7 separate regions of the Homo sapiens genome follow, and regions 2, 3, 4, 5, 6 and 7 are each linked to region 1. Evidence: chromatin contacts called from ENCODE Hi-C or POLR2A ChIA-PET data. All regions are on one chromosome and are shown on one strand. The core of a region is the stretch at or near the end of the contact, and the rest is flanking DNA. Distances in the headings are between cores, read along the strand shown.

Region 1 (3,005 bases), core at 324-2,823:
TACTTTTCAAAGCACATCCAAAGAGCTATGTTTACCATTAGGCACTGCATTTTAAGAAAAATGCTGACAAGCAGGAGAGTTTTCAGAGAAAGGTCTAGATACATCACATAGACCAATCAAAAGAAGTGAGGCTATATTGCTTAGAAAAGAATTTATGAGGAGGAGTTGTAACAGCTGAATTCACATATCTTAAGGGCAGCAGTGTGAAAGAAAGAACAGACAGTTTCCTTTTCTTTGGAGGACTAAGAACTAAGATCAACACAAAAGTTACAGGGACAAGTACATCTGTTTAATATAAGAAACTAAAAAAGAAAGCCAACAAGGGAATAGTCTGCACCCAAAATGGCGAGTTTAATGCCACACTAGTTCGGGCATAGGGTTGACAGACAGCCGTCTGCCAAGGAGATTTCAAAACTGACTCTTTCATTGAAGGGATAATTGCCAAGATGTCTTCTGACTTCAAGATTATAATTTTAATATTTAATATTCAGAAGTCATGTGGGGATCACAGATATTCTGAATGATTATGTCTTTTCATTCCCCAATGGAACGAAAGAAAAAAATAAACTCCTCTCCCAAGTATCTCTCTATAAAACAGAATCTCTCCCTACAATGTAATTCGGTTTCTTTGCTAATCCCTAAGCATACCGTTCCTTCCTTCCAAATCTCCTGCTCTGATCTCAAGTATTTGATACTCCAGTCATGACTGTTCTCAAGCCTCCATCACCCCGCTCTCCCCCAAGTCGACCCCACTACCTTCCATCTCAGGAGCTCATCCCGTTCCTCTGGAACTTGAACACCAGGGTTCGCCAGGCAGCGTTCCTTCAGCTGGTATCTCGGTCTAGGACTCAGATGTCTAACTCCCCTTGCAGGGAATCTGCAACACGCTGAGGTTGTCTACCCTAAAAGACACAGGATGGCGTCAGCAGCATACGTCACACAATCACACATCAGAGTCTTGCAAAGTGACCAAGAGGTGCTACACAAGAGAAGTGCCCCAAGAGAGCACTAGAGAGGTGTGTGGCACTCCGATGAACAAAACAGAGTGGAGATCGGGTACGCGGGTTCTGCTTCAGATCCAAAAAACCCTTGGTGCCCACCCTAGAATCTGGCCGGGGCATCCACAGACCTGGTGTGTTCCCTCTGTGCACACTTGTGACTCACACCCCTGCGAGCTCGGATAACACGAAGACACACCTGTTGCAGAGCGTTAAAGCTGGAAGGTGGACAAACAGGGCGGGGCCCGGCACCCGACTTCCCCTTAGGCCAGAACAAAAGAACAAAGCCCTCCAAGGGATCAGGGCGGGACCGCCCCGCACAGAAGGAGGCGAGGTGCGCCCCCTTCGAGGACTCCCCAGCTTTCTCCTGCAGAGGCCTCTAAGCGCGAAATCAGAAGGGTGACGTCACGAGTCCGGAGGGCTGGCTGTTGCCATGGTGATACCTGAGCTCCCCTCCCCCTATAGCGATCCACACACTCTGATCCCGGGTCCGGAAGCGCATTGACCGCCACCAGACCTAACGCAGGGAGCCGAAGCAACTGGACTTCCAGCGCGCCAACCTCTTTCCACGCCTACAACCGGCTTCAACGGTCACTTCCGGTCGTTACGAGCGAGCCCCGCCCCGCACGCCGGCGCCGGGCGGGCACACTGGACCAGCGTTCCCAGAACACTCCGCGAAGGTGTTCCTGAACTTCATTTCCCAGAGGCTTTAGCTAACGTGTACTTTCGCCCTGCGATGGGCCGCACATTTTCGCCGCCAGTCTTTTGCTCCTGTTTCAGGTATGCGTGTGCATTGTAAACTTGTCTGACTGAACTGATTATAAGAAATGCACGTCTACTGACCGAGCGCAGTGGCTCACGTCTGTAATCTGAGCACTTTGGGAGGCCGAGGTGGGTGGATCACTAGGTCAGGAGTTCGAGACTCAGCCTGGCCAATATGGTGACACCCCGTCTCTACTAAAAATACAAAAATTAGCCGGGCGTGGTGGCGCGCGCCTGTAGCTACTCAGGAGGCAGAGGCAGAAGAATCGCTTGAACCCGGGAGGAAGAGGTTGCAGTCAGCCGAGATCGCGCCACTGCACTCCAGCCTGGGCGGCAGAGCGAGACTCCGTCTCAAAAAAACAAAACAACAAAAAAAAAAAAAAGAAAGAAAGAAAAGAAAAAAAAGAAATACACGTCTACACACAGTTTTAAAACGCAAACAATCGTTACCTTTATTACATGTTCTACCTTCTATTTTCTGTTCTACTCTTTTGTCGTTTTGAAAATACTGGTAGTTACCCATTAAAATTGTTTTCACGACTCTCAAATGAGTGGCGACCAACTTTTTTTTTTTTTTTTTTTTTTTTGAGACGGAATCTAGCTCTGTTGCTCAGGCTGGAGTGCAATGGCGCGATCTCGGCTCGCTGCAACCTCCACCTCCCGGGTTCAAGCGATTCTCCTGCCTCAGCCTCCCGAGTAGCTGGGATTACAGGCATGCACCACCATCCCCGGCTAATTTTTGTATTTTTAGTAGAGACGAGGGGGTCACCATGTTGGCCAGGCTGGTCTCGAACTCCTGACCTCAAGTGATCCGCCCGCCTCGGCCTCCCAAAGTGCTGGGATTGCAGGCGTGAGCCACTGCGCCCGGCCCCAACATGTTTTTCTAATGCTTAAGGAAACCCGGAGATAATATTCCCATGTTTTGCCACTTAGTAAAGCATTTTATATGCCTGTGTCAGCGAGCACATAGCTGCAAGTGTAGCCCATGGCCAGTCTGTCACTGTGTCCTTGGCAGAAAAAAAGAATCCAACAAATCGGTAGGTTTTTATATTTAAGACATGGCACTTGCATTTTATTATGCTGGCGTGCATCCCCAGCATTTGGATAAGGGGCCAAGGTCAAGTCTCTCAGACTGTTGGCTGACAAACATTAAACCTGGAAATCCTAACAGAGTGTATGAAAAACAATTACAGTCAAGGGAACATGATAGAGAAAGCTTCGGTCATCTTAGAGAATGCATATATT
Region 2 (3,005 bases), core at 223-2,722, 1.5 Mb after region 1:
TTTGTTTGTTTTTTGAAATGGAGTCTCTCTTTGTCGCCCAGGCTGGAGTGCAGTGGCCCGATCTCAGCTCACTGCAACCTCCGTTTCCCGGGTTCAAACAATTCTCCTGTCTCGGCCTCCCGAGTAGCTGGGATTAAAGGCACGTGCCACCACTCCAGGTTAATTTTTGTATTTTTAGTAGAGACGCGGTTTCACCATGTTGGCCAGGCTGGTCTCGAACTCCTGATCTCAAGAGACCCACCCGCCTCAGCCTCCCGAAGTGCTGGGATTACAGGCGTGAGCCACCGCTTCCAGCCAGGATGTGATGTTGTTATGATCCAGTTAAATGAAGCAGGACTTTTTCTAATTAATTGCACTTTCTCTTCTCTTCCCTGGCTCCATATATTCACAGTTTCCAAAACTTCCTTGAGATGGGACACTCTTTTGTCATCTTGTCAGTTCTGTCCTTGAATTAATAAACTTTGACACATACATAAGATCAATTTGACTAAGAAATCTTATTTTGACATAGACATAAAAGTAATATGGTTTGTAAAATTCCTGTATATACGGAAGCCTTTTAATCTAATGTTTCATAGGAATTCAACCCTCTAGGCCTGCTGGTGATCAGTTCTTGAAAAGCACCCTCTTTTCGTGATATCACACGTTGTCTCCTCTATGTGCAGCAAGAATCTCTTGCTTCATTAGTTTTTATGCCTCTGCTTTCAGAAAACAGTCTGGTTGGGACCCCTGTGAAAGGAACTGTCTGGCTTAACTTATCTTGATTAATGCCTCTTTTTTTCTTTTCTTTTCTTTTCTTTCATTTTCCACATAAAGCTAATTGGATTAGAGAAAAAGAACTCTTCTTCGAATGCTACCAGTTTCTTTCCTTCTCATCTGAGCTATTATTCATTGTCCATAGGAAAAAAAATTCCCTAATTTTGGCACGGTAGGTTCTGTTTATTCACCAGACTTGCTACCGTTTACTCGTCAGCTCAGAGAGAACGTCGAAAAAATATAACAAAACCAAAATATGCATCAAGACAAGAGGAGGAAAGAGAATGTGAAAGACTACTAAAAAAAAAAAAAAAAAAAAAAAAAGTCAACAGCTAGGGTCAAGGAATCAATCTGCAAATATTCAGAGCCAGTAGGCTTGTACTACACTAGTCACTATGGAAAATGAAAAATGACCAAGACAGAAATCTCACCTCTTAACACCCCCCAAATCCCAATTTTCTCAACTGTAAAATGGGAATAAAAGTATTACAGTATTTACTATATAAAGTTGCGATGAGTCAATAACATAATACACAAAAGCAGTCAGCCAATTATCCAAATCCGTGTTATTAATATTATCATCATCATCATTCTTCTCACCGTACTTGGGGAATGAAGGAGACAGATACTGTGAGTAAGTTTTCCTTTTTTTTTTTTTTTTTTTTTTTTTTAGACAGAGTCTCGCTCTGTCGCCCAGGCTGGAGTGGAGTGGCGCCATCTCGGCTCACTGCAAGCTCTGCATCCTGGGTTCACGCCATTCTCCTGTTTCAGCCTCCAGGTAGCTGGGCCTACCGGCGCCCGCCACCACGCCCGGCTAATTTTTTGTATTTTTAGTAGAGACGGGGTTTCACCGTGTTAGCCAGGATGGTCTCGATCTCCTGACCTGGTGATCCGCCCGCCTCGGCCTCCCAAAGTGCTGAGATTACAGGCGTGAGCTACCGCGCCCCGCCAAGTGAGTAAATTTTCTATTGGGCACAGAGTTACCTGCTAAAATGAAGTGTGGAAAAATACAATGGGGTGTGTGTATGTGAGAGAGAGAGGGAGATTTGGAGGTGGGGTGGGGAAGACCCTATTTGAAGTGGGCTTTGAAGAATGAACAAGATTTTTATTAGGGAACAAAATGGAAACCAGCATTCCAGGACAAGCGTCTCAGGAGAAGCAAAAGCGCAGAGTTGTGAAAGCTCTTAGATTTTCAGAACTTTGAATTCTGAACTATATATAAACCTGGAAAATCTCGGTTAACTATGGGATGGCATCAAGATTTCAATTTCAAGCTTTCTGGTCATGCACAGTAAAGCTGGAATTAGAGTCTCTTACGTATGGCAGTTGTTGACAAGTCCGTACAGGTACCTAAGTGCTTCCCAGAAAATTCCTCAAGTTGGTAGGTCCTGGGGGAATCAGTTTAGTTCTAAAGAGAGGACTCATCAGAGATCTGTTCAACTTCCAGGAATCTGTGAGGATAGCTCCAAATCTCACTCTCATGCCCAGCCTATCAAACAAAGCAAACCGGTTGGACTGAAGCTGTGGGATCGGGACTGAAATAGAACCAGCGAGAAAGGCAGTCCTCCTCGATTCCTAGAGAGAACACATTCAGCCAGCAGTTGGATAGAGGATACTAGCAAGTCCCTCGCCAGGGCGGGGGAGCAGAGACACATTCCTGTCCCGTTTACATTCTTCCTCTGGCGGAGGCGGGAGGGTCGCTTGAAGCCTCGGATTTCGAGATCAGCCAGGACAAAAAAGCGAGACCCCCGTTTCTACCAAAAAGGGGGGGGGGTGGGCGGGGGGAAGAGAGAGAGAGAGAGAAAGGAAAAGAAAGAGAAAGAAAAGAAAGAAAAACTAGGCGCGGTCACGTGTACGTGTAGTTCCAGCTGCTCGGAGGTTGAGGCGGGAGGATCTCTTGAGCCCAGAAGTTCGAGGCCGCAATGAGCTCTGATCGTGGCAGAGCGAGGCCCTGGCTCAAATACATACATACTTTGTTCTGACTTTGTGTGCCCTTACTCTTTCCTCAGGTGCACGCTTGGGCTCGTTACTGCTCAGAATTTTAGAATCACAGATCCAGCAGTGATCAGGCAGCTGCAGCTGTCAGGGACCACCACCACCTACGCGATTGATCCGTGGGAGAAGCCGTCCTACTCTTTTCTTTCTCCTTTGTCCTTCTCATTCCTGACCCCTTCAGGATTCTCAGTCTTCCCTCCGGGAGGTAGGGATTCTACGGAGAGAGAAGGGTTGTGGGGCTTGTTCTGTTGCGG
Region 3 (3,005 bases), core at 214-2,713, 1.5 Mb before region 1:
ATTAAAGATTGTATGTGAAATTATAAAAGAAACGTTTTCACCTTTCTGTGGTACAGCTATAATTTCTGGTTTCATTTACCAACTGGGTGAAAGTGGACCAGTGACACCATTTGTCTGGGCCTTCCTTTCCTGAAATATAATATTGGGGCAATAGTCCCTGGTTCTTGTAAGGTGTTCAGGCACAAAACGCTAGGCATGTAACATACTAAATGAGGTTTTCCCAGTTAATTTATATGATTGCAAAGGACGTTCATATACACGGTCTGCTAAAGAATTCTGGGGCCAATTAATCTCTGTGGCATGATGGGTAAGTCGATCCCTTCTCTGGGCGTCTATTACTTCAGAAAAGGCATGAACTCAATTTTAGGGACCACACAAAAAAATTTATTCACTATCGTGTAGGACTTGGTCATTAGAGAGCTTTTGTTTCTTTTTTTTAAAATTTTTTTTAATTTTTATTTTCGTGTATGTGAATTTAATGGAGAGCTTTTAAATAACCAGATATTTAAATAACCAGATAATACAGATGCCCGGCCTGCTCCAGACAAATTAGAAAAGTATGTAGGTGAGGAGGGACCAGCCAGAAGGCGGTTTCAGCTCTGGAGTGACACTGAACGTACTTCTCTTCCAGGGATGTCACGAGGTGTCAATTTCTCTGGCCTTACCCAGGTCCATGCCCGCCCCCAGGGGCCCCAAGAATGACTTCAGCACCCCACCCCCACCTCCCTCTCCAGATGTGGGTCCTGGGAGCGTTCAAGGCCCGTCAGTCACTCGAGCCACCCCTTGGCGGCTGGACCAAATCTTGGGCTGCCGCCTGGATCTGCAGCTGGAAAGCGCCGTGACCACCGGTGTCCCCAGCTGGAGCAGGGCGGGCTGCACGACTCGCGAGGACGCCCTGAACCGCGGCTTCCTCTTTCATAGCCGCAGGACTCGTGGTCAGAAGGCCGACTCCAAGCCTCAGCGGATCCACGAAATGGCCTCTTTGAGGCTGTGGTGAAATTTAAGATACCCTTTCCCTGCCATTGTTACTGACGTACTTCAGCAAACAGGTTAAAGTTCTGAAAGGACGTGGTCACGACTTTATATTTCTTACAGATTTGTGTCTCATGTTTTGTGCGTAAAAACCATTCGTCCTCATTTGAGATTCTCATATCCGTAATTCAGTTATACATAAAACTGAATTCAGTTATATCATAAAATGTTCCCATGCGGGGAATGATTCGTTGGGGTCTCAGCCTGAGGCCAGACGCAGCAGAGAGATCGGGAGTTGGGGGATGGCGGGCGGGGAGCGGAGAGGAGGCCGCCCGCCGCCAGACTCAGGGTCCAGCAGAGCAGCAAATGCTCCCCGGCTCCCAGCCAGGGCGCAGCTGCTGGCCTGGGGCCGCCCCTCACGCCGCAGGAGCCCCGCCCGCAGCGCCGGCCCTGCCCCTGGCCTGTGAGGGCGCCAGCGCCCCCTACAGCTTGCAGTCGCCCTGCGCGCCTCCCCGCGAGGCTTGTTTTCTAGCGCCTCTGGTGGGCCGCCTCCCGCAGGCCTGGTGTGAGCCTGGGGTCCGTTCTCACAGCTGGATCTGGGGTCTGAATGCCGCGCCCTCTGGAGAGCCACAGATGGGTCTCCGCTGATGCTTCTCTCAATTTCCTCTAAGAGCGAGAGCTCCGGGAAAGGAGCCGATCCTGGTGGAAGACTACAGGTCTGAGTCCACTGGACGAAAAACGAGGTGCGTTAAGAGACCGCGGGAGTGGGGAAATGGGGAAGTGAGGGTGGGGACTGGGCAATGGGGGCGGGACGAGAGGTCTGGGGCTGGCGGGGACAGGGCTTAAGAGAGAGCCACCCCTCCTAGCCTTGAAGCTGTACCGAGCTTCCCTGTGATATTTTAAAATGCAAAAGTACAAAAATTGAAGTAATGGAACTATGCGTACGCACCTCCTAGATTTTTAAAGGTTAACGTGTGACTGTGTTTACTTCAGATGTTCCTGAAATAAATGAAAATGACCAGTTAAAATGAAGGAAGAACGCGCTTGCGTCCCTCCTAGAGGTCAAACACTCTTCTGAGGATAGGTTGTATGCTCTCAGCGCCTCTTTTTATTAAAAGTATTAAGAAGTACTTTTCCAAATATTAGATGTAGTGTGTCATATCATTTAAACGATTTTTTTTGTTTAAAATAGTCTTTTAAAAATAATCTTTTTATTTTTAGATTTTTTTGAGACAGAGTCTCGCTGTGTTGCTCAGGCTGGAGTGCAGTGGCGCCATCTCCCCTCACTGCAACCTCTGCCTCCCAGGTTCAAGTGATTCTCCTGCCTCAGACTCCCAAGTAGCTGGGATTAAAAGCGTGAGCCACCACACCCTACCAATTTTTGTATTTTAGTAGAGATGGGGTTTCACTATGTTGTCCAGGCTGGTCTCGAAATCATGACCTCCACTAATCCACCTACCTCGGCCTCCCAGAGTGCTGAGATTACAGGCATAAGCCACCGTGCCTGGCCACTTTAATCATTTTTGTTTTTGCATCTAGTCTAAGAAATTCTGCACTAAAATTCTGCACTATTTTCTTCTAAAATTTTAAAACATTTTCTATCTGTGTCTTTGTTAGATGTAGAAACTTTTGTGTATGATATGGGGTATAGCTATAATTTTATTTTTATTCCATATGAAAGCCAGTTTCTCAGCCCAGGTAATTGAATAGACCATCCTTTCTCCACCAACTCTTAAGGCTACTTCTGCTCTATTGTGTTCATAGTAGTTTCTAGGCTTTCTGTTTTGTTGTACTGATTTCTTCACCTATTTTTGCATCAAGGCTCTCCTCTTGGGGAAATAAAACAATCCTGCCAACCAAAGACCCCTCTGGATCCTCAAACACGCCATCAGCATGGAAGGCCGCTATGGCATAGCGAGAGATAAATAGGATTCAGGCAGTGCTGTCCTTACATCGCAATCATTCAGGTAGTTAGCAGGAGCATCAATCAGTACAGATATCCAGAGCTGATGGTCTTATTTGTATGAATGCCC
Region 4 (3,005 bases), core at 177-2,676, 1.4 Mb after region 1:
AAAGAATAAGTGTTCCACATGGAAAGAACCCAAGATATATTAAGTGAAAAATGTCATAGCATGACTACATTTCTGTTAAAAAAAAAAAACAAAATGTTATATATATATGCGAATGCAGAGAAAAAAGAAATGTAAAAAATACAATAAATTTTTCACGGTGATTACATTTGCGAGAGGAACGTACAGCTTTCATATTTCATTCAATGGTTAAAATGGTACTCAATTTTGACTGACAAAACGGTAATGATCAGATGCCAAAACGAGTGTGAATGTGCATAATTTACGAAAGACATTTTTGAGAACTGGTTACATGAGTTTTGAAAATAGGAGAGCAGAGGACCTGTGTAAGATTTTTAAAGAGACTGCACTGTCACGAGCCACAGCGTTGTGAGATTGGTAGGAAAGTGCTCCAGGAAATATCTAGGGGAGGGCTTGGATCTGAGACACAGAGTGTGAGCCTGGTCGAGAAGCGGGAAAAGAACCCGCCCAGAGCCCCTTCTCTCCATTCCCTCGGCGAGGCAGGAAGCTATCTGCGTTCCGAATCCCGCGACATCAGGATTATCTCGCACTGCAGCACAGAGACCAATCGCTAGTAACCTCTGCCTTTAATTAGGCGTTTTTTGGCCCAAATCTCGCGGCTTCGTAAAAATATCGCGATGCTTCCGCTTTTAATGTTTTTAGTTTGGACAAGCCCTTTGAGATAAATTTAAAAGCCAATTCTTTTTTTTTTTTTTTTTTTTTGAGACGGAGTGTCGCTCTGTCCCCAGGCTGGAGTGCAGTGGCGCGATCTTGGCTCACTGCACGCTCCGCCTCCCGGGTTCACGCCATTCTCCTGCCTCATTCCCGAGTAGCTGGGACTACAGGCGCCCGCCACCACGCCCAGCTATTTTTTTTGTATTTTTAGTAGAGACGAGGTTTCACCGTGTTAGCCAGAATGGTCTCGATCTCCTGACCTCGTGATCCACCCGTCTCGGCCTCCCAAAGTGCTAGGATTACAGGCGTGAGCCACCGCGCCCGGTACCTAAAAGCCGATTCTTAAAAATATACGTTGGTAATTGTTTATGCCTACTGCTGAGATCAGGATATCTCTAAAGTAAGGAGAGGAAAAAGAAAAGTATGTGTCAGAAGTGGGATTCGAACCCACGCCTCCATTGGAGACCAGAATCCCCACCGCGGAGGAAGCTTAGCTTGAGTCTGGCGCCTTAGACCACTCGGCCATCCTGACACACTGCATAACAGCCCTGATTTTTGCACTAAAATAGAGATCAACAAGCAATGATTCTGTGTCGTGCACGCACGCAGAAACGCGATGACGTCAGGGTTGCTTGGTAACAGAAGGGCAGAAAGCCACTTGTGGATTGAAAAAGCAAAAGGGTTCGCAGGACTAGAAAATGTTTCTGCATAAAACTGGATCAAGTCTCTTACGGGCCTTATAACTGTTATCGCCATCTCGAAAAACGTGTGCGGGTTTTTTTTTTTTTTTTTTTTGCTCCCAGCCTGCCCAGATTTCAGGAAGGAAAGAAGATCTTTTGCTTCTTCGGTCGCTGGGTCGGCTCTCCAGTGTCTGATGTTTACTGAAATCTTGATCGTGGTTAGCCTCCCCCAGGACTTCATTGTTTGGAAGATGGTGAGGAACAAAACAAAACCCTAACAAAAGACCCCGGTTCTATAGGAAGGTCCCCTTTTAGCCCCTCTATTTTGGTTCCATTTGTCACTGCCTTGCCACTCGTCGAAGTTTGTCTTGGGCTCTAAAAGTGGTAGCCGGGAACGGCTGGGAAGGTCTCCACAGGGACCACCACATGGGCAAGGCTGGTGTCCGCGCCGAGGGATCGGCGATCCCAGGTCCGGGGAAACTCCGCGAGCGACGCGCTCGCCCGCGGCCTTCCTTGTCGCTCTCGGATGTTCCCGATTAATGGGCTCCAAGTGACCACTGCCAGGTCGGGGAACACAGCGGTAGTTTTTAAGGGGAGTGCACCACATCGCCTGATCCACTTTTCTGTTTCTCAGCCTTCGCCAAGCAATCTGAGCTCCAGGCCGGGAAGCCCCAAGGTCACAAATTTTAATGGAGCCCTGAAACTAAACAGAAATCATCCCTCCCACTAGAACAAGAGCCCCTAGAGGCCAGCGACACCGCTAAAATAACATGTGTAGACCAATGCCGTCCAGGTAACAGTGCCTGGCAAACACGGTAGAGGTTCAATAAATACATTTTAACTCAACCGTCTTAACTCTTGTATTTGGGGCTGTGAGGTTCAGATAGAGGAAATATAAAGTTGGATATTTTAATTAGATTTTGTCCTAATAGCTTACTTTTTGTATTTGTTAATATAAAAAAAATTTCCTTTTTGTAAGGCAAAGTTAGGTCTCTTTTCTGCATGGAGAAATAACTGAGTTTCAGTAGGCTCTATCTTAATTTCCACAGACTTCCTTGGTTTCATATCCTATTTTTGATAGAGAGAAAATTAGTAGTGAGAAGTACAGTGAACACTGGTTCCCCAGTCTCCCTCCAATACATGAGATTTGTATATTTTCTTTCGATTGGAAGGAAATTGTCCAGGAAGTGATTCCCAACATGGCAACTGTAATCTTACCCTAACTATAATTATTTTTTTCTAATTGCAAAGTACACACAAATTGTAGAACATACAAACATGTCAAAAATTAAAATCATCCATAATCTCACTAGTCAGAGGTAACTATTAACATTTTTATATATTTAGTCTTTCATATGGTATACATTTTCCAAAAATGGTCATGTGTAGTAAATAATTTGCTAACTTGCTTTCTAAATGAATATATTATGAATATATACTTGCTAAGTACTATATTTTGCATAAATCTTAATTCCTGCACATATTCCATATCAAAGTGGTATTCTTGAAAACTGGATTATTTCTAATTTTTTATTTTCATCAGCAATGCTGTAAAAACTATCCTTACATAAATATTTTCAAACATCCACGATTATTTCCTTAAATTTCTAAAAGTGAAACCATTACATCAAA
Region 5 (3,005 bases), core at 177-2,676, 1.4 Mb after region 1:
CTAGAGGTCAAGCCGTGCACTTGGTCTCTCAAGTCGCCTGCTTGGCCCTCTTCCAAGTGTACTTTCCTTCATTAGTGCTCTAAATATTTTCAATAATTTTTCACCCCTGCTCTAAGACTTGCCTCGGTCTCTCCTTCGGCATTATGCTCCTCAATCGAATTCTTTCCTTCTCCTGAGGAGGCAAGAATTAATGTTGCTGCAGACTCCTTACAGATAACTGCCACCGCTAATATGTTGAGATGTTCACACATGCATGTGTGAGGCCCTTCAAAATGTGAGCTGCGGTTAGAATTGGGAAGAGAAGGGAGTGGGGATATGTATCTTTGTTTTCTGATTGCCTTCCATATCTTTTAAAACTAGCTAAGTGCTGCTTCAAGTCAGCCAGATACGAAGGCTTCAATTTATTTAACACAATAAAGAACTTCTATTTGGATCCAAAGCTTACATTATGCTTTAATAAAAGTTACCCTAATAAAGTCAGAAACAATAACAATGAGTCAAAGAAATGCATACAAAGTAGGCCAGGCGTGGTGGCTCACGCCTGGAATCCCGGCACTTTAGGAGGCAGAGGCGGGTGGATCGTGGATCACTTGAGTTCAGGAGTTCGAGACCAGCCTGGCCAACATGGTGAAACCCCCGTTTCCACTAAAAAAAAAAAAATTAGCCGGGCATGGTGGTGCATCATGCCTGTAATTCCAGCTACTCGGGAGGCTAAGGCAGGAGAATCACTTGCATCTGGGAGGCACAGCTTGCACGTGAACCGAGATGGTGCCATTGCACTCTGCACTCCAGCCTGGGAGACAGAGTGAGACTCTTGTCTCCAAAAAAAAAAAAAAAAAAAGCCTACAAAAAGCTTACAAAGTCTAAAATCGGACGAACAAGAGGACACCTGATGGGGGAAAAGAAAAGAGATTGCGATGGGAAGAGAGTGGTGGGGAAATCCGTGGGACAGTTTTCCTATTTTCTGGGTCTGTCCCTTGACCAAGGAACAGCTCAAAAAAGAAAGGATCTAAAATAAATTGTAAAAAATTACCTGTGGTTTCGCATTTGTTTTCTGTCTTTTTCTTTCTTGCTTGATCTTCGATAATACTGGGAAATGTAACCAATGTGATTGGGCTTGTTAATTTGGTGCCTTGCTTGTTTTTCGGGTTTTGGAATTCTGCCAGTCTGTGCTTCCGCGGCCTCTTTCATTTTGTCTTTCATCTCTTGACACAGCCACCCAGGGTGGTGTCAAAGCCTTAGAGCAGAAATGCATCAATATTGAAAGCAAAACGGAGCTTGTTTTCCTTGGTTTCCATGTGAATTTGAAGAATTGAGAGAGAATGAAAGTGCCACAAAAACAAAAGAAAAAAAATTGAGGCGAGTCGTGGACATGATAGACATGATTTTGCAAACAAGGCACATCTAGGAGAAAAGGCGGGAGAAAAATGAAGCTGGAGGTGCCGGGGATTGAACCCGGGGCCTCGTGCATGCTAAGCACGCGCTCTACCACTGAGCTACACCCCCCAACGCTCAACGTGGGCCAAAATATTTCTATGACCTGTTACTATTATCGGTCGTGCCAAGAAGCATATTTTGTCGAACTTAATTTTGAATTCGCTATACTGGATATTGTTTCCTGACTGCGCTGAGAGAAGGAAAACTGAATGTTATATCGAAAGTCCCGTGCTGGGCCTGGGATCTCCCGCTGCAGGTCACCCTCTCGGACGGCCGCTCGACAACCACCTATCGGGGTTTATAAGGGAGCCGTCCTGCCTGGCCGCCCCCCAGAGAAAGGTCTGTGATGGGGTGATTCTGCTTGGAAAGGTTGCCAGGAAACCGCGAGCATAACGCAGAAAGATAAAACGAAAGCCCTAAACGCCGCCGTGGGAATTTAAGTCCAAGGGGCAGAGAAAACAGGAGGGGAATTGCAGATCGGCTTGTCCCGGTCGTAGTTACTGCCCCTGCAGGTTCCCGCGCCCAGCCTCGGGATGGAGAACCTGGCACGCTACGTTTCGCGGGCTCTGAGACTCGGGTGGTGAGAGTCGCCGAGATGCGCACTGGGAAGAGAAAAGAGCCAGGACGCACCTGCATTTATGGCGCCATCGCCCGGGCGGAATCCTCCACGGAATAAAAAGTATGCAGAAGCAAGGCGATTTATGACTGCATAAACCCTCCGTGCTCCTGGAGAGTTCTTAGACCTCTCCACTCCTTGGCACAACTGACCTCTCCACTCTTCGACAAACTGGCAAGCGCTTGCCGCCGTTCGCCAAACCTTGGTACGACAGTCAATCCAGAAATGAGCTTCTGGAACAAATCCTAAATCCTTTTTTGTCTGTCTTCTTCTGATTCGCTCTCATCCTTAAGGGACCTGTTTCTCCTTCAAAACCTGAAAACATCTAACCTATAGTACCAACCCCAGATCCAGGCCTGGCCTTCCTGACCAGTCAAAGCCAGTTGGACTGTGCGCCTAGAAGTGGACAGACATGCGAAATGCCATACTGTATACGTACAATGCATAGGCCAAAGGCGACCCTATGACCCAGAGATTAGAAAGACTCGGACGTCTTTTGACTGGGTTCAGGTCACACTACTCCCAAAATACGACACCTCGGCATTTGAGAAAACAGCAGAAGCAGAAACGTTTTTCTCTGGGCCCTTGTTCCGTGAAGCGGGCCATGAAAGCTACCTGATCTTCCAATTAAAGTAGGTGATAAGACCGTCAATTCAGAGGGGAGAAAATGTACTTGGAGGAAATAAACGAAGACACAGAGATGCCAAAGAGAACCTGAATAAACAGGCTTTGCTAAGTTCACCCCAGTTTATAACCATTAGATCATACCCCCTTTTATCCAATTATACTGCTATGGGACTATCCACTTCATCAAACCTAAGCATAAAAATATAGGAAGTCCTCACTTATTGTCAGTTGGTTTTTGGAAACTATTACTTTAAGCAAAATAAAACTAATTCTACCATAGACTAGACTAATTGATTTAAGAGTTAATTTTCTTGGCAAATGTCTG
Region 6 (3,005 bases), core at 169-2,668, 1.3 Mb before region 1:
CACAAAGCGGCCTGCAGTTGTCTAGGAAGGGAGAGTCCTCTAGGAGATACAGTGTATGTGCTAAGTTTAATGACGTCTCCTCTTCATTCTCCCCCACCCAGCGCCTAGTCCTTACTGGCCTTCAGTTCAGTGTTCGAAGGCTTGTCAATTTACCCAGCAGTTAAGAGTTGGCTTCTCCTAAAGCAACTTTCAAACTTGTCTGCATGTTACAAGCCCCCTACGGAGATTTTAAGTTTCAATCAGGCAACACACCATTTATGGCTGACTGAGCACTGGGATTCAAGCAAAATTTGATTTGATTTGAATCTTGAATAAACCAGTTGAATAGAATAAGATGTATGAAGCAACATCTGGCGCAGTGCTTACATCTTTAGTTCTGTACTGCCTTAGTGTTGTTATCAAAACTGACGCATATTAGGTTAAAAGACTATTACCGGGGCAGTTGGAAACCCAGGAGACACACCCTTCAGTATACTACGAAGGTGTGCGCCACGAAAACAGAGGGGGAGTCCTTCCTTAGGCAGTTACTGCCCAGGTTCCCACTCCGGTCCGCTATGTAAATCAGAGTCTCAAAACAGCTTTCCCTCGATTGGTTAATATTTAAAATGACAGGACAGCCTATTGGCTAGAAGCTGGTGGCGAAATTATGACATTACGGCAACCGTTGATCCTGGCGACGTAGACAGGGACAGACAGCTGGGTCTGAAACCTAAGCGAGCCTGCGGTTTCTTCCGGGAACGCCGAGTTAGCAAAATGGCCGCTTGTCTCCATTTTAAATTTAAGCACAACGAATTGACCCCAAAGCCATTTTTAATGGCTGGCTTCTTTCGGGTTCAGGACCCTTTGTCCCTCTCTAAGCTGCAACACTTGTCCCCACCCCTCTCCAGTTCCTATATTCTAATACCCCTCCGCCGCCAAATAAAATTTGGCGTCTGGCCACAGCTCTTTTAGTGGGTATCTGGGTGGCTCTTAAAAGAGCCTTTGGGGTTAGGTGTTAAGACGCTTACTTGGAATGTTTACTTGGAGCTGGTGTACTTGGTGACGGCCTTGGTGCCCTCCGACACGGCGTGCTTGGCCAGCTCTCCGGGAAGCAGCAGGCGCACGGCCGTCTGGATCTCCCTGGAGGTGATGGTCGAGCGCTTGTTGTAATGCGCCAGGCGGGAAGCCTCGCCCGCGATGCGCTCAAATATGTCGTTAACGAAAGAATTCATGATGCCCATGGCCTTGGAAGAGATGCCAGTGTCGGGATGGACCTGTTTCAGCACCTTGTACACGTACACAGAGTAACTCTCCTTGCGGCTGCGCTTGCGCTTCTTGCCATCTTTCTTCTGCGCTTTGGTCACTGCCTTCTTGGAGCCCTTCTTCGGGGCGGGAGCAGACTTGGCTGGCTCAGGCATCTTAAAACACCAGAAATGTGTCGAAAGTAAAGAGCGGATTTCTGCTACTTATAGGGCTTTTATGCTAATGAGGGATGGAGAGTACCTCTTAGTTAATTGGAAGACAAACTGCACAGTTGTCATCCGTGGGCAGAGCTATGCAAATGAGGTATGAAAGTACAGCTTTTCTATTGGCTATCTGACTAGCATTTGCTACCGACCAATCAAAAAGTCGGATTTACTCCCCAGGAACTACCTATAAAAGCGGCCATGTTTTACATATTTCTTGATTTTGTTTGTTTTCTCGTGAGCTTAGGCCGCTGGTTTTGGTGATTTTTGTCTGATTGCAATGTCTGGACGTGGTAAGCAAGGAGGCAAAGCTCGCGCCAAAGCGAAATCCCGCTCTTCTCGCGCTGGTCTCCAGTTCCCGGTGGGCCGAGTGCACCGCCTGCTCCGTAAAGGCAACTACGCAGAGCGGGTTGGGGCAGGCGCGCCGGTGTACCTGGCGGCGGTGTTAGAGTACCTGACCGCCGAGATCCTGGAGCTGGCCGGCAACGCGGCTCGCGACAACAAGAAGACTCGCATCATCCCGCGCCACTTGCAGCTGGCCATCCGCAACGACGAGGAGCTCAACAAACTGCTAGGCCGGGTGACCATTGCTCAGGGCGGCGTCCTTCCTAACATCCAGGCCGTGCTTCTGCCTAAGAAGACCGAGAGTCACCACAAGGCCAAGGGCAAGTGATTTGACAGGTATCTGAGCTCCCGGAAACGCTATCAAACCCAAAGGCTCTTTTCAGAGCCCCCCTACCGTTTCAAAGGAAGAGCTAACCTCACTGCTTGTAGGTAGAAGGAAAAAAGGCACTAAGGTAAGTTAATTTTATGCCAACCTTGAGCAAAGCGTATTACTGCTTTTCGGTTTTTGGGGAGCGCTGTTACTAAAGGTTGGTCTGTTTGTATGTAATAGTAGGTCAGTTACGTACTATCATACTCTAAAGAAATATTCTAGTTAATGCTTTGTAAGATCGACCATAGTTAGTGCCTAACAGTTTACATGCAGGGATGCCTCGTGATCTAAACACTTCGTTGTGATTACTTTAAAAATGTAAATTGAAGGCAAAACTCTAACGTGTTGGTAACCTTGTTTGGTCCTCCGACTAGTCCCCCGTCTATTTTTTTCTCAATTTAGGCTGTAGGCAGCCTCACTTTCCTAATTCTGTGAGAGTTATAGGTCCCATTCCTGCTAAAGTGCAGAGTATATTACCTAAAAGTTAACCAGGGAGTTGAAAGGTGTCTGTAAAACAGACTAATGTCCCTAATGTAGAACGGTGCCTGACATGCAACTTACTCTTGTATTTTAAGAAGCTCAAGCGTCTAGGTTGCCATTACAGGCAGAAAAGGAAATAGAGTGGGGCCTGTGGCCACTCAAAAACCTTTGCTTTCTGCTCACCCCTCTAATCCTACCACTTTGGGAGGCCGAGGGGGCTGATCACCTGAGGTCACGACTTCGACACTAACCTGGCCAACATGGTGAAACACCTCTCTACTAAATAAAAATAATAAATAAAAAAATAAGTTGGGCGTGGTGGCACATACCTTGTAATCCCAGCTACTCTTGAAGCTGACGCAGGA
Region 7 (3,005 bases), core at 268-2,767, 1.2 Mb after region 1:
TGATCACCTAATGACATTGTAGCTGTGGTAACATAGCCCAGTGCATTATTCACATGTTTATGGTGATGCTGGTTTAAACAAACCTACTGCTCTGCCAGTTGTGTAAAAATATAGTACATACAATTATGTACAGTACATAATACTTGATAATGATAATAAATGACTATGTTACTGGTTTTGTATTTACTATACTATACTTTTTATTGTTATTTTACAGTGTACTCTTTCTACTTATTACAAAATAGTTAACTGTGAAACAGCCTCAGGCAGGCCCTCACAAGGGATTCTTGAAGGCATTGTTATCATAGGAGATGACAGCTTCCTACTTGGTATTGCCTCTGAAGAACTTGCAGTGGAACAAGATTTGGAGGTGGAAGATGGTGATATTGATAATCCTGACCCTGTCTAGGCCTAACCTAATGTGTGTGTTTGTGTCTTCATTTTTTAAAAAAAAAAGTTTTAAAAGTTAAAAAAAAAAAAAAAGCTTTTCAATAGAAAAAAGCTAATGGAATATAGATATAAAGAAAAAATGTTTTTTGTACAGCTTTACAGGTGTTTGTGGTCTTTTGGATTTTTTGTCTGTTTGTTTTTGTTTTTTGAGACGGAGTCTTGCTCTGTCACCCAGGCTGGAGCGCAGTGGCGAGATCTTGGCTCACTGCAACCTCCGCCTCCCGTGTTCAAGCGATTCTCCTGCCTCAGCCTCCCGAGTAGCTGGGATTACAGGCGCCCGCCACCACATCTGGCTAACTTTTGTATTTTTTAAAATTTTTAGTAGAGACAGGGTTTCACCATGTTAGCCAGGCTGGTCTCAAACTCTTGACCTCCAGTGATCAGCATGCCTCAGCCTCCCAAAGTGCTGGGATTACAGGCATAAACCACCATGCCAAGCCAGGTGTTTGTGTTTTAAGCTAAGTGTTATTACAAAAGAGTCAAAAAGTTTTTAAAAATTAAGTTTATAAAGTAAAAAAGTTACAATAAGTTAAGGTTAATTTATTATTGAAGAAATAAATACTTTATAAGTTTCGTGTAGCCTAAGTGTATAGCATTTATAAAATCTACAGTAGTGTACAGTAATGTCCTAGGTCTTCACATTGACTCACCACTCACTCACTGACTCACCAAGAACAACTACTACCAGTCCTGCAAGACACATTCATGGCAAGTGCCCAGTACAAGTGTACCATTTTAATGGAGTGCAATGGCGCAGTCTCAGCTCACTGCAGCCTCGACCTTTGGGCTCACTTGATCTTCCCATCTCAGCCTCTTGAGTAGCTGTGACCACAGGCGTGTGCCACCACACCCAGCTAATTTTTGTATTTTGTAGAGATGCGGTTTCACCATGTTGCCCAGGTTGGTCTACAACTCCTGGGCTCGAGCGATCAACCCGCCTTAGCCTCCCAAAGTGCTGGGATTACTGTCGTGTCCCACTGTTCCTGGCCCCATTTTTATCTTTTATACCACATTTTTACTGTACCTTTCGTATGTTCGGATACACAAATACCACTGTATTGCAATTGCCGACGGTATTCAGTTCAGCAACATGCTGTACAGCTTTGTAGCCTAGGAGCAATAGGCTATACCATACAGCCTAGGTGTATAGTCGGCTATATCATCTAGGTTTGCATAAGTACACTCTGTGACGTTCGCACAATGACGAAATCATCCAACAATGCATTTCTCAGAACATTTGCCCCTTATTGACACACGACTGTATAAAGATTTTTATCTTTGGCCGGGCGCGGGGCTCACGCCTGTAATCCTAGCACTTTGGGAGGCCGAAGCTGGCGGATCACAAGGTCAGGAGATTGAGACCATCCTGGCTAATACGGTGAAACCCTGTCTCTACTAAAAATACAAAAAATTAGCCGGGCGTGGTGGTGTGCCTGTACTCCCAGCTACTCGGGAGGTTGAGGCAGGAGAATGGCGTGAACCCGGGAGGCGGAGCTTGCAGTGAGCTGAGATCGTGCCACTGCACTCCAGCCTGGGCTACAGAGCAAGATTCCATCACAAAAAAAAAAAAAAGAAGATTTTTATCTTATGAATATCTATTATTGGAGATATCTCTGAGAAAAATTTACCCACTTGAACAACAACAATAGATCCAATATGATTTTAAATGACAACAATATAAATGTAAAATGACATTATAAATATAAAATGACTACAAAATAAATACATAACCATATCATAAGGGAAATAAAGAGAGGAAGAAATCTCCAAAAAAAAAAAAAAAAAAACCACCAAACACAACCAAACAAAAACCCACCAGTAATTCAAGTCCAGCATAGTAAGTGCATGAAGTAAAACCATTTAACCCAGAGGCACAGACAGAAGCCTTAGTCAAAGATGGCAGCTCTACCTTAGTGCTTCCAGAGCCAGAACTCATGGCCTGGGGCCTATTTTGGGGCAGAGATACAGAACTGAGTCTCCTGCAGGAGGCTGGGAGACTCCAGAGGCTTTCCCACGGTGGAGACGCTCTTAGCTCTTAGGGAAAATAAGAGTCAAAGCAGTATCTCGGTATCCACTGGCCCTTTAGTCATAGACATATGAGCAGTTCGCAGACATTTTAAAAGTCAAGGGCCGGTGGAGGTGATGTAACTTAATCTCACCAGGTACAGTTCTGCCAAGTAGAGAGAAGCTTCTATTTTATGTTTTGTCTTTCCAAAATTGTCCCAGGACTAAGAAATCAGAATTGCCACTCCTTGAGATCCCTGCTTTGCAAAGCTAGGTATTGGGGAAAAAAGCCGATCCCTTAAGAATTCAGGGCCTTCTGGGATAGAAGAAATAGACCCTTAAACTCTGTTCCCCCATAAAATTTGAGGTTATTTGCCAGTGGTCTGAGATGGCTCTGACCTCATCTTAAAGCAAGGGAAGACAATTGAAATAAACTTATCTCATGGAAAAGGGAAATTGATAACTTGGGACTGTCTTACTAAGGAAAGGCTTGTTTTAATTGATCGTATAACTCTGGGTTCCTGATAGGAAAATTAAAAAAATTTTAAACA

What was found. A loop is a pair of places that touch in the nucleus more often than their neighbours do. ChIA-PET counts read pairs that join two places held with the same protein, here RNA polymerase II (POLR2A). Pooled maps may share reads with other maps.
Region 2: a loop to region 1 is called in a map of sigmoid colon, with 7 times the contacts of the local background. The contact joins the promoter of HCG15 here to the promoter of ZNF184 in region 1. A Hi-C loop is called at or near these places in 7 of 168 maps with a recorded cell type or tissue (endothelial cell of umbilical vein, gastrocnemius medialis, heart right ventricle and 4 more), 6 of 37 single-sample maps with no recorded cell type and 31 of 50 pooled maps.
Region 3: a loop to region 1 is called in a pooled map, with 5 times the contacts of the local background. The contact joins the promoter of LINC02980 here to the promoter of ZNF184 in region 1. A Hi-C loop is called at or near these places in 1 of 37 single-sample maps with no recorded cell type and 7 of 50 pooled maps. POLR2A ChIA-PET finds 5 or more read pairs at or near these places in 1 of 52 experiments (activated B cell).
Region 4: a map of ascending aorta shows a loop between it and region 1 (5-fold over the local background). The contact joins the promoter of HCG14 here to the promoter of ZNF184 in region 1. A Hi-C loop is called at or near these places in 4 of 168 maps with a recorded cell type or tissue (ascending aorta, naive thymus-derived CD4-positive, alpha-beta T cell and natural killer cell), 3 of 37 single-sample maps with no recorded cell type and 20 of 50 pooled maps. POLR2A ChIA-PET finds 5 or more read pairs at or near these places in 4 of 52 experiments (B cell, CD4-positive, alpha-beta T cell, CD4-positive, alpha-beta memory T cell and 1 more).
Region 5: a loop to region 1 is called in a map of CD4-positive, alpha-beta T cell, with 3 times the contacts of the local background. The contact joins the promoter of LINC01623 here to the promoter of ZNF184 in region 1. A Hi-C loop is called at or near these places in 3 of 168 maps with a recorded cell type or tissue (CD4-positive, alpha-beta T cell, CD8-positive, alpha-beta T cell and naive thymus-derived CD4-positive, alpha-beta T cell), 3 of 37 single-sample maps with no recorded cell type and 15 of 50 pooled maps. POLR2A ChIA-PET finds 5 or more read pairs at or near these places in 4 of 52 experiments (CD4-positive, alpha-beta T cell, CD4-positive, alpha-beta memory T cell, naive thymus-derived CD4-positive, alpha-beta T cell and 1 more).
Region 6: a loop to region 1 is called in a map of heart right ventricle, with 6 times the contacts of the local background. The contact joins the promoter of H2BC4 here to the promoter of ZNF184 in region 1. A Hi-C loop is called at or near these places in 3 of 168 maps with a recorded cell type or tissue (heart right ventricle and naive thymus-derived CD4-positive, alpha-beta T cell) and 16 of 50 pooled maps. POLR2A ChIA-PET finds 5 or more read pairs at or near these places in 7 of 52 experiments (CD4-positive, alpha-beta T cell, CD4-positive, alpha-beta memory T cell, CD8-positive, alpha-beta T cell and 4 more).
Region 7: a loop to region 1 is called in a map of OCI-LY7, with 3 times the contacts of the local background. The contact joins the promoter of LINC00533 here to the promoter of ZNF184 in region 1. A Hi-C loop is called at or near these places in 1 of 168 maps with a recorded cell type or tissue (OCI-LY7), 1 of 37 single-sample maps with no recorded cell type and 4 of 50 pooled maps. POLR2A ChIA-PET finds 5 or more read pairs at or near these places in 1 of 52 experiments (activated CD4-positive, alpha-beta T cell).

The regions. Positions count from the first base shown.
Region 1 is chr6:27,471,532-27,474,536 of GRCh38, forward strand. ZNF184 (zinc finger protein 184) reads right to left here and starts at 1,574. Exons shown (of 6, transcript NM_001318891.2): 1 at 1,198-1,574; 2 at 757-902. The coding sequence starts at 763. LOC105375001 (a long non-coding RNA gene) reads left to right here and starts at 1,593. Exons shown (of 2, transcript XR_926664.4): 1 at 1,593-1,778. RefSeq lists enhancers at 696-825, 1,156-1,245, 1,266-1,365, 1,426-1,585.
Region 2 is chr6:28,983,277-28,986,281 of GRCh38, forward strand. It overlaps HCG15 (HLA complex group 15), which reads left to right and starts at 1,473. Exons shown (of 3, transcript NR_135289.2): 1 at 1,473-1,708.
Region 3 is chr6:25,991,204-25,994,208 of GRCh38, forward strand. LINC02980 (long intergenic non-protein coding RNA 2980) reads left to right here and starts at 1,464. Exons shown (of 3, transcript NR_186645.1): 1 at 1,464-1,715. TRIM38 (tripartite motif containing 38) reads left to right here. Exons shown (of 8, transcript NM_006355.5): 8 at 1-28. RefSeq lists a silencer at 1,273-1,582 and an enhancer at 1,573-1,782.
Region 4 is chr6:28,895,104-28,898,108 of GRCh38, forward strand. It overlaps HCG14 (HLA complex group 14), which reads left to right and starts at 1,427. Exons shown (of 2, transcript NR_104117.1): 1 at 1,427-1,627; 2 at 2,008-2,217. It overlaps TRL-CAA1-1 (tRNA-Leu (anticodon CAA) 1-1), which reads right to left and starts at 1,225; the gene lies at 1,120-1,225. RefSeq lists enhancers at 1-468, 1,104-1,739 and a silencer at 530-693.
Region 5 is chr6:28,862,251-28,865,255 of GRCh38, forward strand. It overlaps LINC01623 (long intergenic non-protein coding RNA 1623), which reads right to left and starts at 1,427. Exons shown (of 2, transcript NR_033379.1): 1 at 1,034-1,427. It overlaps TRA-AGC2-2 (tRNA-Ala (anticodon AGC) 2-2), which reads right to left and starts at 1,506; the gene lies at 1,435-1,506.
Region 6 is chr6:26,122,508-26,125,512 of GRCh38, forward strand. H2BC4 (H2B clustered histone 4) reads right to left here and starts at 1,419. Exons shown (of 1, transcript NM_003526.3): 1 at 960-1,419. The coding sequence starts at 1,397. The coding sequence ends at 1,017. It overlaps H2AC6 (H2A clustered histone 6), which reads left to right and starts at 1,665. Exons shown (of 1, transcript NM_003512.4): 1 at 1,665-2,183. The coding sequence starts at 1,726. The coding sequence ends at 2,118. RefSeq lists enhancers at 1-210, 211-896, 344-1,543, 592-1,331, 1,575-2,774 and 4 more and a silencer at 1,203-1,568.
Region 7 is chr6:28,652,958-28,655,962 of GRCh38, forward strand. LINC00533 (long intergenic non-protein coding RNA 533) reads right to left here and starts at 1,518. Exons shown (of 3, transcript NR_135285.1): 1 at 1,475-1,518. LOC105374996 (a long non-coding RNA gene) reads left to right here. Exons shown (of 3, transcript XR_926657.3): 3 at 218-277.